Linked DNA regions of Homo sapiens: region 2 is linked to region 1. Evidence: chromatin loops called from intact Hi-C (ENCODE). Cell type or tissue: PC-3. All regions are shown on one strand. Each heading gives the region's core, and the rest is flanking DNA. Links, peaks and the distances in the headings are about the cores only. Region 1 has its middle 91 kb from the start of DSEL-AS1. Region 2 has its middle 210 kb from the start of DSEL-AS1.

What was found. A loop is a pair of places that touch in the nucleus more often than their neighbours do. Peaks named below come from ENCODE experiments on the same cell type or tissue, not always from the same donor. Only the 100,000 strongest peaks of a DNase experiment are listed, where the experiment ranks them.
Region 2: it touches region 1 in a loop (3-fold over the local background); 1 of 110 quality-filtered maps calls a loop at or near these places.

The regions. Positions count from the first base shown.
Region 1 is chr18:67,421,470-67,429,108 of GRCh38, forward strand. No RefSeq gene overlaps it. Among named protein-coding and RNA genes, the nearest start is that of DSEL-AS1, 91 kb to the right of the region's middle. In PC-3, for the core only: no CTCF peak of the experiment used is centred there; a DNase peak (open chromatin) is centred at 4,452; H3K27ac peaks cover 520 bases.
Region 2 is chr18:67,306,499-67,314,137 of GRCh38, forward strand. No RefSeq gene overlaps it. Among named protein-coding and RNA genes, the nearest start is that of DSEL-AS1, 210 kb to the right of the region's middle. In PC-3, for the core only: no CTCF peak of the experiment used is centred there; a DNase peak (open chromatin) is centred at 4,543; H3K27ac peaks cover 1,390 bases.

The sequences.
Region 1 (7,639 bases), core at 1,610-6,609:
TTTACACAGTGTACACTAAGGGCCATTCTCCTCAACTCTTAATCAAAACTAAAAATTAACACTTATTTTTATTTTTGTCAACTAGATAGGTGAAATATTTTTAGTGACTGTGCTATGTGCACTTATTTTATGACTTAGTAAACTGATCTTTTTTTTTTTTTTTAAGTACACTCAGCGGCCATTTCCATGACTTTATTGGAATATGCCTTTTCTGGTACTTTTACAGTTTCCTATTGGGAAGATATTTTCTCATCAGTTTTAAAAGTCTTAAAGAATTAACTATATGAATTATTTTGTATATGTTGCAATAATTTTTCAAGACTTTTTTTTCCTTTTTAATTTTAGTGTCGTTCTTTATGTAAGCTTCTTATCCTTTGCATGAGTCATATCTATTGGTATTTTCTTTAGTTTCTGCTTTCATCCTTAGACTTGAAAAAAAAAAGCCTTACAAATTTCATAAGTATATAAATCTATATTAGTGTCATTTGTTTCTCAGTTTATATTGAATCTCTTTGTTATTTCACTGATATTTTGAGATAAAGTGCTGACTTTAATTCACACATTTATCTTAGTTATTCCAAAAATATGTATTCCAACACTTCAACTTTGTCACCATGTCCTAAAATTTTGCTTAGGTGTACAAGACAAAGAGGAAATAGCTTAGACTCAGGGGTGCAACTAAATTCAAATCCCAGAGGTACTACTTACATGTTAGGTGGCTTTGGATACTTCACCTTCTAAGTCTCAATTTCCTCACTGATAAAACTACAAAGGAACTACATATCTATTTATGAGGTTGAAATTATCAGTTAAAATAATACAACTAAAATGTTTAGCCCTGTTTGGATGTCTTATAATTCATCTGTGAGTATTATAATACCATCATTCCTATTAACTCTATAAATTTTGTTATAATGTATACATCAGTAACTCTAACATGCTTACTTTCCTGTATATACATAATCATTTTTAATTCATAATGTTTAGGGTGGCTTTATGTGTACAGAAAGATTAAGCAGAAAGTACAAAGAGTTCCCATATACCACGGTCTCCACACTCACAACCTCGCATGTAGACATCCCAAACCACAGTATAACATTTGCTACAATCCATGAACCTATATTTACCTACATCATCACCCAGAGTCCATTATTTACATTAGGGTTCCACTCTTGATATTGTACATTTTATGAGTTTGGACAAATCTCTACGAACATGAATCCACCATTACGGTACCATACAGAATACTTTCACTGCTCTAAATATCCTCTACGCGCTGCCTATTTGTCCCGCCCTCCCCCAACCTCTGGCAACCCAGATCATTTCCTGTCTCCAGAGGTTTGCCTTTTCCAGAATGCCATATAGTTATACATATGCTATCATATAGTATAAAGCCATTTCAGATTGGCTTCTTTCACTTGGTAATTTGCATTTAAGTTTGCATCACCTCTTTGTATGGCTTGATATCTGATTTCTTTTTAGTGCTGAGTAAGATTCCATTGTCCAGATGTACGACAGTTTATCCATTTACCCAATGAAGGACACCTTGGTGGTGCCCTAGGTTTGGCAATTATAAATAAAGCTGCTACAAACATTCATGTGCAGGTCTTCGTGTGGACATAAGTTTTCAGTTCATTTGGGTAAAACCCAAGGAGCACAACTGTTGGATCCTATGATAAGAATATGTCTCGTTTCATTTAAAAAACCTGGGAAACTATCTTCCACAGTGGCTGTCCCTTTTTGTATTCCCACCAACAATGTTGGAAAGCCTATTGCCAGCATTTAGTGTTCTCAGTGTTTGGGATTTTGGCCAATCTGATAATAGTAAAATTTTTTATTTAAAATTATTTTTGAGATTTTTAAATAATTGCATTACTTTTATATATCATCTTGAGACTAATCTAGATGCATATTATATTAAATTATATCATCCAACAACATATTTTTCTCCATTTATTCAAGCCTCATGTTAAGTTTATTTTAGGTGTTTTTATATTTGTTCCTAGGATAAATGAAATGCTTTCTTCTGCTTCATTTTTCTATTAAGTTTTGAAGAATTTGGGGGATAATTGTGTTTAGTTATTAATTTATTTATAACTGATGACTAAATTTTCTTCAGTTCTAATAGTTTTGCATTATTTCTTCCAGTAAGCAATGATTGCAAAACTATGGATTTCTAAAGCTTCATCCAATAAAGAGATTTTCTGGGTAAAAGAACAACTGAAACATGAACATACCACACATGCAGAATTCAACATCAAGGTGGTTACCAAGTAATGGAGAGCCATCAGCAACACTTAGTTTTTATAAATCTCCAGTGACTGGAGTGGGCCACTGCTCTCTGCCATGATACAGCAACAGGACTTTGTTGTTATTGATTTTTGGATATTGTTTGTTTGGGGCAGTAACAGCAGCAGTAGATATTCTACATGAGGGAGTTAGAATGTATGTTATTTGGAATAAAGTAACAGGTCTTATGGTTGGAAATAAAAATGTAATCAGTAAAATAATTATTTCAGAGTCTGAAATGAACAGCCAAAAAGTGCACTTCTATCTGATTTCATGTGACTCTTGGATTCTGAAATTATCTCAACTCTGAATAATATTTTGAATTAGCCATGCTATTTAACAAACTTTACAGAGTGAAAATTATTGGCATGGTTAAAATTCTTAAGTCACAAGTCTCTGGTGGTGAATGACAGTATATTACATTGGTCAAGAGGTCCTCATAGGGAACAAAGTATTTCCTGAAAAGCATAATTTAATGTCAGCATTGGGTTGAATATGAGCATCACTCTAGGTCCTTGTGTGGTTTGTGCCAATGAGAGAAGAAGGCTATCTAGATAAGTGATATGGGAGAATGTAGAGCCCCAACCTGGAAGGAGGTGATCAAAAGTGGGGATGTAGAAAATAGTCGTGGCAACCAGGGGGATGATCCCATGGGCATAGCTAAGAGATGCATGCTCAAGATGATTAAACCCTGCTCAAGATGATTAAAAATGTGTAAAGTCTGTAAAATCCCAATATGCTTGGTGTGAGTGATTTTGGTAGCTGTTATTGAAGCTGATTAAAGGCTGAGCTTCATATTGGGTCACTGTAGTTAAAGACAATAAAATGACATCCCAAAAAATTAAGAAGCAGAGGCCAGAACATAACACAATGGAGGCTAAGTTCTAATATAGTAAACAAGTTGGGGCAAGAAAAGTTCTCCATGTAGGTTGGGATGGCTATAGAGTGGTTCCATTCATATGTCTTTCAAGATAACCTGCAGCTGGATGCATAATTGACCAATGGCCTCCACTGAAGGCTGAAACCCAGGTTGCTCCCAGCCAAAGACTGACCAGGCAGGATTACTACTAGCATTGGCCCAGTCCTGTCCAACCTGGGACCCTTCCAACAGACAACCTTGCTCAGGTATTCCCCAAAGTCTGGGGAAAAAAAAAATTTCTGAAAACTGTCTTTTTAATGTATATGCTGTAAAAAGTATGTGATATAAACAAATCCATCCAACTCTGCTTGAAAACCCCCAGTAAAATTTGCTTGGCTAAAACAATTTTAGTAAGAGAGCCATGCAAAGCAAAGTAATTCTAGGATATCCATCAATGTTAGGCTGTTGTTTTCCTTGCAAGAAATAGAGATTTATTCATATAATATCAGGCCATTCAAAGGATAACAGGGAAGACCAAAAGTTTAGGAAATTTGTGGTAATGCCAACACCCGGTTTCACATAGTCTAATGTGTGTGAAAAACAGGAATTAAAAAGGTTCAAAGGTTCAACACAGTTTCAGAATTCTATTCCTAATTTTCCTTACATCAGATTTTCTCTCTCCTCTCCTGCTTTTCTCTGTCTCCTCTCTCTCTCTCTCACACACACACACACAAATAATACTTCTAAATACTTTTGCATGTTTTATCTGTGCATATTCTTTTGTATTTTTTTCTTCTTTTACTGCCATCAGTAGATTTAAACTTTCTTTGCATTTCTCATTTTACACATTTTGAAAGCAAGAGTCTAATTGCATTGTGAATAGTTATCATTATGTTAGGCAGTTATTTTGAAATCAGGATCATTTTACAACTTTTTGTCCCAAGACATGATAGTCAATGGTAAAATATGGCCCACTAAGAGTGTAACCTCCACAGAGAATTCTAAGTGTGGCATCTGACCTTAAATTAAATGAGGAATATGGAAATATATGATACCCTTATTGAGAAAGAATGGGCATTGCTCAGTAATATACTGAATTGACAGGAATAAGCCAGTTATGCAAGATAGAGATATCTTCTGGGGCAAAGGGTAGCCAGCTTACTGACCAGAATAATAAAAATAACATCTCCTTTTGGCACAAAGCACAGTCAAGCTTAATCACCCATATAAAAAGTTCAGGGTTCTTCTGTAACACAATCCACTGTGTATGTGAGGTGTCACCTAGCCCTCTTCATGTTGCCCTATGGGAATTGCAGCTCTGATATCTGGCATGATAAAAGCCAATACTGTGGATATGACTGTTGGTGTGAGTCATAAAATCCTTTGTCTCTGACTCAGGAGTCTCTTGTCTTCTGCTTTCATGAAGCTGCAGCAGGCTAATGTGTTAACTTACACATAAGGAAAAAAAAATCTCTGTCCTTTCATAATTCTTAACAGTTCTGGTGATAAAGATGGGGTTGCTGAGAGGAACATGGATTTTTGAAAAAGGAAGGAAGGATGAGGACCTCATGAGCTGATTAACATGATATGAGGAAAGTCCATAAGAATTAATAAACATATTGACTAAAATATATGGTCAATCAAGTAATATGTCATCCTTCTGTCAGTTATTGGAGGTATGGTTGCAGGCTGAACCTACCAAGAAGTAGGTTCAGAGACAAATGCCTGAACATTGCCTGGCCTGCTGCTAACTCCCTTTCAGGGGTTCAGTCAGCCTTGCATCTACCCATTTTAACAACCAGTACTAAGATTTGTCCTGGGAAGCCAAAAGTTTCCAATTCCTTTCAGAAAAAAAAAAAAAAAGGTTAAATAGCTGAGCACCTATATTGAGAGAGAATAGATGGAAACTTGTAGCCTATGGGCATAACACAAATACATTATTAGATCAATTGTGAGGTGAGAGAGTGAGCGGCTTCACCCTTGTTATGCTTCCATAACATCGGCAACAGCTGGGCAGTCTTATAGCTCAGCCACTCCTGCAATCTATGACGTCAACCTTCGATCTTTTTGATAATGACAGTAAAACATCTGAGTTGTTTCTGTTTGTTTGTTTGTTTTTAAGTGATTCCTGGAAACTACCTGTAAACTTCAGCTTTCTCAGGAAGATTTCTCAGAAACAGATTAATTCCCATGTAAAGTCGTTGATGATGCATTGAGTAGTGTACTGGCATTTAGTGCCCTAGATGGTGTTTACAGTGCTGATGAAGGTGGACCATTAGCAAATGAAACATGAAACCCCCAAAATATAAATTTTTGCAGTCAACCTGATTACTCGGGGAAACTTACCTTGCACTTAAATTGAAACCAGGCATGAATTTATGAGATATCATCAAGCTAATGGAGAGCAAATGCCTCAGATTAAGGTGGGCTCCCCCAAGAAGTTGGTGAGAGCCAAGCTCACAGTGGCCAGAAAGAGCAAACCCTCTAATACTAGAAAGAAAGCGCTATGTCTTTGGCTGGAACAGCTGGGTAAAGAGACTCCTGAGGGAAAAATACACAATGTCTAGAATGATGACATTGCCACCTACCTCCCCATTATGTATATCTTTGGGTGCAACACATGCATTTGAATATTGCTTGGTTGAACTGCAAGCAGACATCTTGCTGCTAACAAATGAAAGTAAATCTGTGTAGCTCACTAGACAGAGATGCTCTCTCCTTCTCTGCCCTAACCCCTTCCTCCTTCTGCATTCCTACCTCAGCAACTTAAAGGGGCTAGATGATTAAAGATGGATCTAAGATCTCACTGTGCCAACCAGGAACTAAAGGTCATATACTTCTGTCCCCTGAGCTGGGTTATCTAAGAGGGGGGAAGAAATGAAACCTTTACGGCTTTGTTGGTTCCACATGTACAAGTCATCTTTCTACTTGGTGTCATTGGGGCTGAGATCACATGCATTCAGTTTACTAGAGCTGGCAGTCTTCACGATGAGGACAGAATCCAATATGACCTTTTGGATGCAACTCTTCAGGCTGATTCAATGTAGTTTTGGCTTCTACATGTAAATATATAGTAGGAATTGAAGCATTATGGGCTTGTACTTCTGCATCTCATAGTTTGGATAAAAGAATAGATTTTGTGTTCTATAATCATTCTATTACATTATGCTAACAAAAACCATTTGTCCAGGAAAGGTCTCCCTTTCCTGATGAATTATACAGATATGGATATAGATATATTCTCCAACCTAATACAAAATAAAATAGTTTTCATTTATTTGAAAAAGGAAAAAAAATACATTACATATGTTCTCCAACCCAGTAAAAGATCAGCCTCAAAATGGAAAAGGAACAATAAAAGTTAGATTAACTTAAAGATTTTTGTTAGCTAGTTAGATTTTGTTAGCTTTTTCAATACCTAAATATGTCTTTTTCAAAAACAAAACTAAAAGGCAATCCCTCGAATCTGTTGTGTGACAAAAGTCTTCAGATTTTCTGTTGGTTCATAATAGAGTGAATTAGGTTGTCAAAATATAGCTGGCAGATCAATAAATGTTCAATAACTATAAGGAAAAGGAGGTATAGGCTAGTGGGGAATAATTTATTTAGGTATCTGTTATGCTAGCAGAGCTCATGATCATTCTGCAAATGTGGCATCACTTACTGCAGTAAGCCATTCCTTACACATTACTGAGGTTTGGTGTCTTTCCTCAGTGCTCCCATATGCCTTGTTTACGAATTTACTATTCTGCATTATGATGGCATTTCTCCTTAAACAAACAGTAAGTTTCTTAAAGGCAGGGATTTTATCTTATTATTCTTTGCCACATACCAAGGTTACCACAGCAAGTTACTCATTTTATTTTCTAGACGAATACATAAATGAATATATTAGGAGAAATGCATCCTAAACCCCCTTGGAAAAAAAATCATTTGCCAGAATTGTTGAACTACTACTTCCTTTATGGTCTGTTAAATCAGTATCAGATGGGTCCTCATATATAGGAAATACTTCATATATATGTTAATACAGAACAACAGTGGTATCCCGAAAAGATACCATTACTAAGCTTGGCTTTTTTTTAAAAGTAAATGTAATAAAAATTCAATAGGTTTGTTTGGATTTGCCTTCATGAAATAAGCAAAACTCTGTTTAGCTGTCAGTAAAAATGATGTTCGGCAAGTCTTTGTAGACCACATGCTTGAGCCTTTTCTTGTTACATTTTGAAGTAGAAAGCTTGCTCCTTGTCACCTTCAATTTGACATTTTACAGGAACTAGAAACATAAGTCATGTAGAGAAACATGTTACATATTGTTTTTTCCCCTCTAGCTGACCACCAATAATCTTAAATGTCAACAACGTCAGATTTCAATTTTGTTCACTGAATCACCACACTGTGGATTGAAAAACTGATCTCTACCACTTTTATTGTTCTAAATGTTTCCTATGTGGTGATTAAAAGAAAAAGAAAAACATTTGACTGGCTTGG
Region 2 (7,639 bases), core at 1,770-6,769, 110 kb before region 1:
GCAGACAGAACAATCAATTATATGTGTCTATACTAACTTGTGTTACACACCTATCTAATCACTTTTTTATCATCTGTGTCTATGTTTACTACACATGAGGTCATGTAAATTCCCACAAGTAATGTGAGAGAGTTCTTATTTCCCCACATTTTTGCCAACACTTGTCGGTAACCAACTTTTTTATTATAACTCTTTTAGTGGCTGTGAATTGGCATTTCATAATGACTTCGTTTTGCATTTATCTAATTGTTAATGATGTTGAACATATCTTCATAAACTTATTGTACATCTTGGGAAAATGTGTATTCAAATATTTCATGTATCTTTAATTGGGTAGTCTATTTATTACTGAGATATACAATTTCTTTAAATATTATATATACTGGACTCACATAAAATTTGCAAATGTTTTCTGCATTGTATGAATTGTCTTTTGACTTCATTGATACTGCTCTTTGAAGGGCAATAGTCATTAGTTTTTACGAAGCCCAGTTGATCTTTTTTTTTTTTTTAGTTGCTTGTGCTTTTAGGGTCAGGCCTAAGAAACAATTACCTAATCCAATGTCATAAAGATTTACACCTATATTTTCCTTAAAGGGTTTTATAGTTTTAGATCTTATATTTATGTCTTTATCTATTTGAGTCGGTTTTTGTACATAGTATTAGATAGGAGTCCAACATTGTTACTTTTCTCATGTGGGTTTCCACTTGTCCCAGAATCATTTGCTGGAAAAAAAAATATTCTTCTCCAGTGAATTGTCTAGGTACGCTTGTCAAAAATAAATTGACTATAAATATAAGTATTTATTTCTGGTTTCTCAATTCTATTGTCTATGTATATCTAATTCTAGTACAATACAAAATTGATTACTGAAGATTTGTAGTAAGTTTTGAAGCTAAGAAATGTAGTAAGATTTAAAATTAGGAAAAGTGTCCTCAGACTTGGTTCTTTCTTATTATTGTTTTGGCTGTTATGATTTCTTGCATTTTCATATAAATTTAAGGATCAGCTTGTCAATTTTTGCAAAAATACAAAAAAAGGTCAGTTAAAGTTTTGATAGATTTGTTGGTGAATACATAGACTAACGTGGGGAATATTGTCATCTTAGCTATGTTAAATCTTCTAAATCATAAACACAGAATATCTTTGATATAGATAATTGTTCTTTAATATCAGCTCATATATTTAACATACGATAAAAAATTTTTGTACTACTAGTGTAATGTGTTTACATGGTAATAGTATAGCGTTATCTTCTGGTGACATTGAAAAACTGTAAACTTGCCTATAAGATGATAAAATTAATAATAGGGTTATTAATTGTTGTAATTTAAAAAAGTTAAAATAAATAACACAGCTGAAAATGTATAAAGACATTTCATAGGAAAAATGATAAACTGGTATATATATGTATATATATACACACACACACATCAGAATATACTTCTGATTTTGAAAAGTTAAAATAAATAACATAGCTGAAAATTTATAAAGAAAGATATTTCATAGGAAAAAGGATAAATTGGTATATACACACACACACACACACACATCAGAATATACTTCTATCTGTATATGTTTTCAGACTTCAATATTTATTTATTTATTCTTAGATAGGGTCTTGCTATGTTTCCTAGGCTGGAGTACAGTAGCACGATCATAGCTCACTGCAGCCTTGAACTCCTAGGCTCAAGCAGTTTTCCTGCTTCTGCTTCCTGAGTAGGTAGGGCTACAGGCTCATGGCAACATGCCTGGCTACATTTATTTTTTGTAGAATTGGAGTCTTGCTATGGTACCCAGGCTGGTCCCAAACTTTTGGCCTCAAATGACCCTTCCACCTCAGTCTCCCAAATTGCTAAGATCAGACTCCCATATTAAAGAAATAGCTCCGGAAAAAGCAACAAGTAAGTTATAACAATTTCACAAATTACAATTTAACTAATCTTTTTCTGGAATCAGAGTATTTTACAAGGGTTCAATAGAGACCATGCAGAGAGTTTGTATTTCTACAATCTGTTTTTCCTCTATGTTCAATTGTAATCATTTAAACACTCAGCCAAGAGCTTCCCAAGAATGAAAGGGCAGCTGAAATGTCCTGAGAACAATCATATCTATATTACATAAGCCACAATAGGACATAGGCATGAACATGGCTCTAATGTCCTATAACTTCCACCTTGTTAAAGTTATCTGGCAAAATAAAGAAACACCAGCATCAGTTCATAAAAAAGAATGTACAATGTTCATAAAGAAGAATTGTGCAAGCTAACAATGTTAATTTGTAAATAAGCCTGCATTCTTAGTGACAGTGTCATAGCAAAAGGAGTGTTACTTTAGCAAAAGTAACAAAAAACTAGATTTGAATCTCCGTTAGCCTATATATTCATGGTGAAACAAAGGTGAGTTTTATTGTAGCACAGGCTTTTAATATACTGGTCATGGCTGCTAAATTAACTGTGGTGATGTCTAAAGTTTTCAAGTCTCGTGACAGATTTTGTTTCTCATCTACTCTGAAGCTGACAGCTGCCATTACGGCTGCCTCTGCAAGTCTTACTGACATTCTGGGTGTCAAGACTGACGAGCATTACTTGCTATGATTTAAAGGGAAAAGAAATGCTTGTCCTTTATAAATAAGTATTAGATATTGGAAATATGTTTATTAGTGAATAGAAAAATATTGGAATGGTTAAAAAGTTTAATTAATAATTTATATCTACATACAGTAGTGCAAAATTTGGATTAAATAGCATATGGATTAAGTTTTAGGAAGCAAAATCAGAAATAAAATGAGAAGAAAAAACAAGAAGTAGTTTATCTCAGGAGCTCAGAGCTTTTAGTGTGTGTAACTAATTTATGGCTTTCAAAATTGCAAGATGTTTAAACATGTTTAATAACATCCAGACTAAGACAAATAGCAAAAATTGTCAATATAAATTTTTCCAAGCCCATAAATGTTAAGAGTTGAAAAGTACCTTAATGTAATTTACTCCATCCCTCAACTTTACAGAGGATGAAGCTGAGGACTACAAAAGTAAAGTGATTACCCAATACAAGAGAACTAATAAGAAAGAGTTCTCCTGATTCCCATGACTGCCAATATTGACAAAAGATATTTCTTATCCCTCAATATGCTATGATTAATGAATGTTATATTAAGTATAGTATTCTCTTTAGCCTTTGTTCTGGACCAAATGCTTGTGTCTCCCTAAAGTTCATGTGTTGATGTCCTAACTCCCAATAGGATGGTAGCTGGAAGTGGGGTCTTTGGAAGGTAATTAGGTTTAGATGAGGTCATAAGGGTGGGACAGCACGATGGGATTAATGCCCTGATAATAAGAGGAAGAGAGACCAATGTTCTCCCTCTCTCTGTGGTATGAGGACACAGTGAGAAGGTGGCCTTTCTTCAAGCCAGTAAGAGTATCTTTACCTCACCTGAAACGGAATCTACCGGCACCATAATCATAGATTTCTTAGACTCCACGACTGTGAAAAATAAATAACTGGCTGGGCGCGGTGGCTCACGCCTGTAATCCCAGCACTTTGGGAGGCGGAAGCGGGCAGATCACAAGGTCAGGAGTTCAAGAACAGCTTGACCAACATGGTGAAACCCCTGTCTCTACTAAAAACACAAAAATTAGCCGGACGTGGTGGCGGTTGCCTGTAATCCCGGGTACTCAGGAGGTTGAGGCAAGAGAATTGCTTGAACCCAGGAGGCAGAGGTTGCAGTGAGCTGAGACCACGCCATTGCACTCCAGTCTGGGAGACAGAGCGAGACTCCGTCTCAAAAATAAATAACTAAATAAATAATAAAATAAATAAATAAATACCTGTTGTTTAAGTCACTCAGTCTGTGGTATTTTGTTATAGCAGCCTGAGCTAAGCAAACCTAATAGCACTTATACTTTTCTAAATTGCAGAATTATACTTCTAAGTATAATTAATTCAGGGGTTACTGGATATAGTGTTCCTGATTGAATTGAGAAAACAAGTAATTTAAATCAACTGAAACAATGTTGAAAATGCAATAACCTAAAATATCCTGAGCAGAAATCTAACTATTTCTAAAATACAGTGAGAGTAATATCTTCCATTGTCATCACGAAAATTATCTTCTTTTTCTTTCATAACACTTTCTTGTTCCACTCTTATTATTTCTGAGTCAGAAAGGTGCCAGAAATGTTTATTCAAAATATAAGTTTTCATTTTTAAATTTGAATGTTTATATTTAGGTAAAAGCCTGACTTTCCTGTCCCAAAATAATTATTTATATAATATTGACATTTACTCCATGTATTCCAATAACCTTGATAATTTTAAAAGACAAAATTGTATGACTAAATTGACAATAGATTTTTAAGATTTATTAATATATTATAAGAGAAAAGACAAGACCAGTAACAAACATAGCATACCTTCTCAAGAAAGTATTGTTGGTATTAAAATAACAAAGAATGGTAATTCTTCACCAAGTTGATAGTTTAAACTGCTTTGAGATGGCATGGGAAGGAAGTTATTAAGCTATGATTCAGAGGACACCAGGGACCTTCAGGGCAGTGTGACCATAGACTTAAGTTATGATTCATGAGAATATGTACACATTGTGAATTTATTGAAATTTTAAAGAACTGCATCTTTAATTTAATAAAATTTTAAAGATCTGCTTAAATGTAATGAAAAATGGTTATATGGTTTTTAACTGTGAGCCAAAAAGATTAAATTTGGCATTTTGAGATTTATTTCAACACATTGTGCTATAAATATTGGGTTTTATTACTTTTTTACAGCATAAGCCTCAAAGAGACACCCAAATATATTTTTAGTTTCTCATACATTTAATAAGAACCTATTCAAACTTTTTAAATAATAAATTTGGCTCCTATAAGTATGAATCATGACATTAAAAACTGGTAAAATAGAAGAAACAAATGGCACATGAGAACTGCTATATCACTTCACAAAGAATATAATTTTAAAAAATTATTCAAGTCTCATTTCTAAAATTTGTTCCCTCCTTAATTACAAAGCTCTTGATGCATTAGTTCAGGTCTTTCATATGCAAAAAAATAGCTGACCTGAGAAAATACTTTTCAGCAGAAAGGATAAACTAATATTTTAATAAATATTGGTTTACTTACTATTCAGTTGTAAAGATTTCGTTTAACTTGGCAACATATTCATTACTTTTTCATTTTATTTTGACAATTAAAATGGTGCAACTGAAAACTGAAGTTTTATTTCAACACTACAGACAGACTCAATCTGGCAATTTTCACCAGATGTTTGAGTATATGCTATAACATATAAGACAGTGTAAGCATTCATAAAATACTATTTATCATGCAAATTTAGTATAAAAAATCCTCTTTTGCTAGCTAATGTTTGTTATTAAATAAATATGTTTGGAATAATTTATTTAAATATCAACAGAATTTATTGTTGAAGAAAATATTCTGATTATCAAGACAATTTATAAATATGTATTCAAGATGTTTGAGATGTTTTAACTTATGTTTTGATACTAAAGAAACTAATTTCATCAAGTCTGTAACTACTGTATAAAGACATTGAGAGCGTGTTTTCATATAAGTATTCTCCCTGATATTATGGTCTGTTTATTCAAATCTATTGAAACATTCCTTCTAATTATGATACTAAGTTTTACATTGTTACAGAATTTTCCTTGGTGTCCTGTATTTAAAAAACACCACCTTGCTATTCTTAAATGTGCAGCTGACTATTTCAGAGTGTAATGGGCCCAGTGATAATTATTTTTAGACAAAATTATTATTGTACAAAAAAAATTAGCAAGATGCTATTTGGAAAAGTGTTCAGGGTATTAATATGATGCACATCATCTAACAGGCATGTAAAAATCATATTTAGCAATAGACTGACAATTTGCTTGATTGTATTAGTTAGAAATCCCTATGTGAGTGAAAATAAAATTTCCTAAAATTCAGCCTGTTTTTTTATTATCAAGCTAAATAATAATAATTGTGAAAAAGTGCAGATTCTGTACTATTTATTTTCCAACTGAAATAACCAGGGAATTGCATCTACTAGGGGAGAGAGTGGTATTAATCTTTATTTGTATCAATAATTGATTTTGTTTGCATCAGTAGTTAATCATAGCAATTTGGTGGGCCAAGTCATTTGTTAAGTAAAATTTTTCATATCACAGTGGCGTCATTGTATGTTAATTATTTATTTATATTTGATTACATTTATTTTGTTTGTTAATAGCCATATAATGATAACTCAACAATGATAATATGCTCTTCGATACAACAAAAGACTCTTCAGTTCTATTTAGGGAAAACAGGGTAGGGCATTCAGTTTACTGTAAAATCACAACTTTATTATCAAAACAAAGAAAATGTTAAAAATCGAGGACATAAAAATGACCACCATATGCATATTTTGTTATGAAATTCTGTTCTTTCTTCTATAATTTTGGAAAAATAACAAATTTAAAAAAGGGATCAAGTTTGTCTTGAGTTTTGAAGAGAGTGGAGTGTTTAATATATATTTGTGCATCTATAAATAGAAATATTCTACATTTAAATGTTAAACTGATAGTAAAACATACCAGAAACATTCCAAGGAAGAATATAAAAAGGATATTACCATACCTCATATTTTTAAAAGTTATTATTATGACTCTGACCAATAAAATAAACATGAAATGAATGCTGTAATTTGGGAAAAGAAAATTAATTTTTTTATTTGAAAACATTTTAAATACAGACTCAAAAATTTTAACGGGCTTAATTGAGAAATTACTATGTATAGAAAGTTCAGTAAATCTTCTAAGTACAAGATAAATGCTAAAGAAACCTACTTATAATCCTAGATAGAAAGGCTGAATCTTGTAAAGATGTAGTTTTCTAAATTAATTTTAATGTATCACAAGTCACCAAGTGTATGCGATACACATAAGGGAAAAAAGCTAATATTAGTAACGAAACCCAGAAAGGTTTCTGGGATATATCAGAGATGAATTAAGTTAAGAAGATATTTAGAATAAACTAGAAATTCTCTGTCCTTGACAAATAATAAGACAATAAAATTTTACTACTAACATTATTAAGATAATTATCTTTAGCATATCAATTATTACAATATATGAGAATTGGCAAATGAGACTGATCACTGGAATATACTTTGAATAAAATTACTTAGAAGAGCCATTTGTAAATACCCAGTGAGTAGTACACAGTATAAGAGCAGCAATTACAAATATAGATGTCTACAGGAGCACTTATTCATATATGCACAAGAGGATATTATAGGACTGTTTACAATATTTAGAAGAGTTAACAGCATCTGAGAAACCATTATCCAGTCTTACTAGGGACTATATAAACAAACTGGCTTATTATTTAGTAAAAAATAAATTATGCAACATTAAAAATAAATGAATTTGTTCTATATGTAATATTGTGCATGAATTTCAGAAATCCAATATTAAATAATGAAAACCGATATACAACATGATATTTTAATGCAAATGTTGAAACCCACAAAGCAATAATGTATGTTACATGGATATATATGTTGGTAATAAAAGTTTTTTTAAAAAATCATATACATGAAATATACCAATTTCAGAAAAGAATTACATGTAAGATTTAAAAA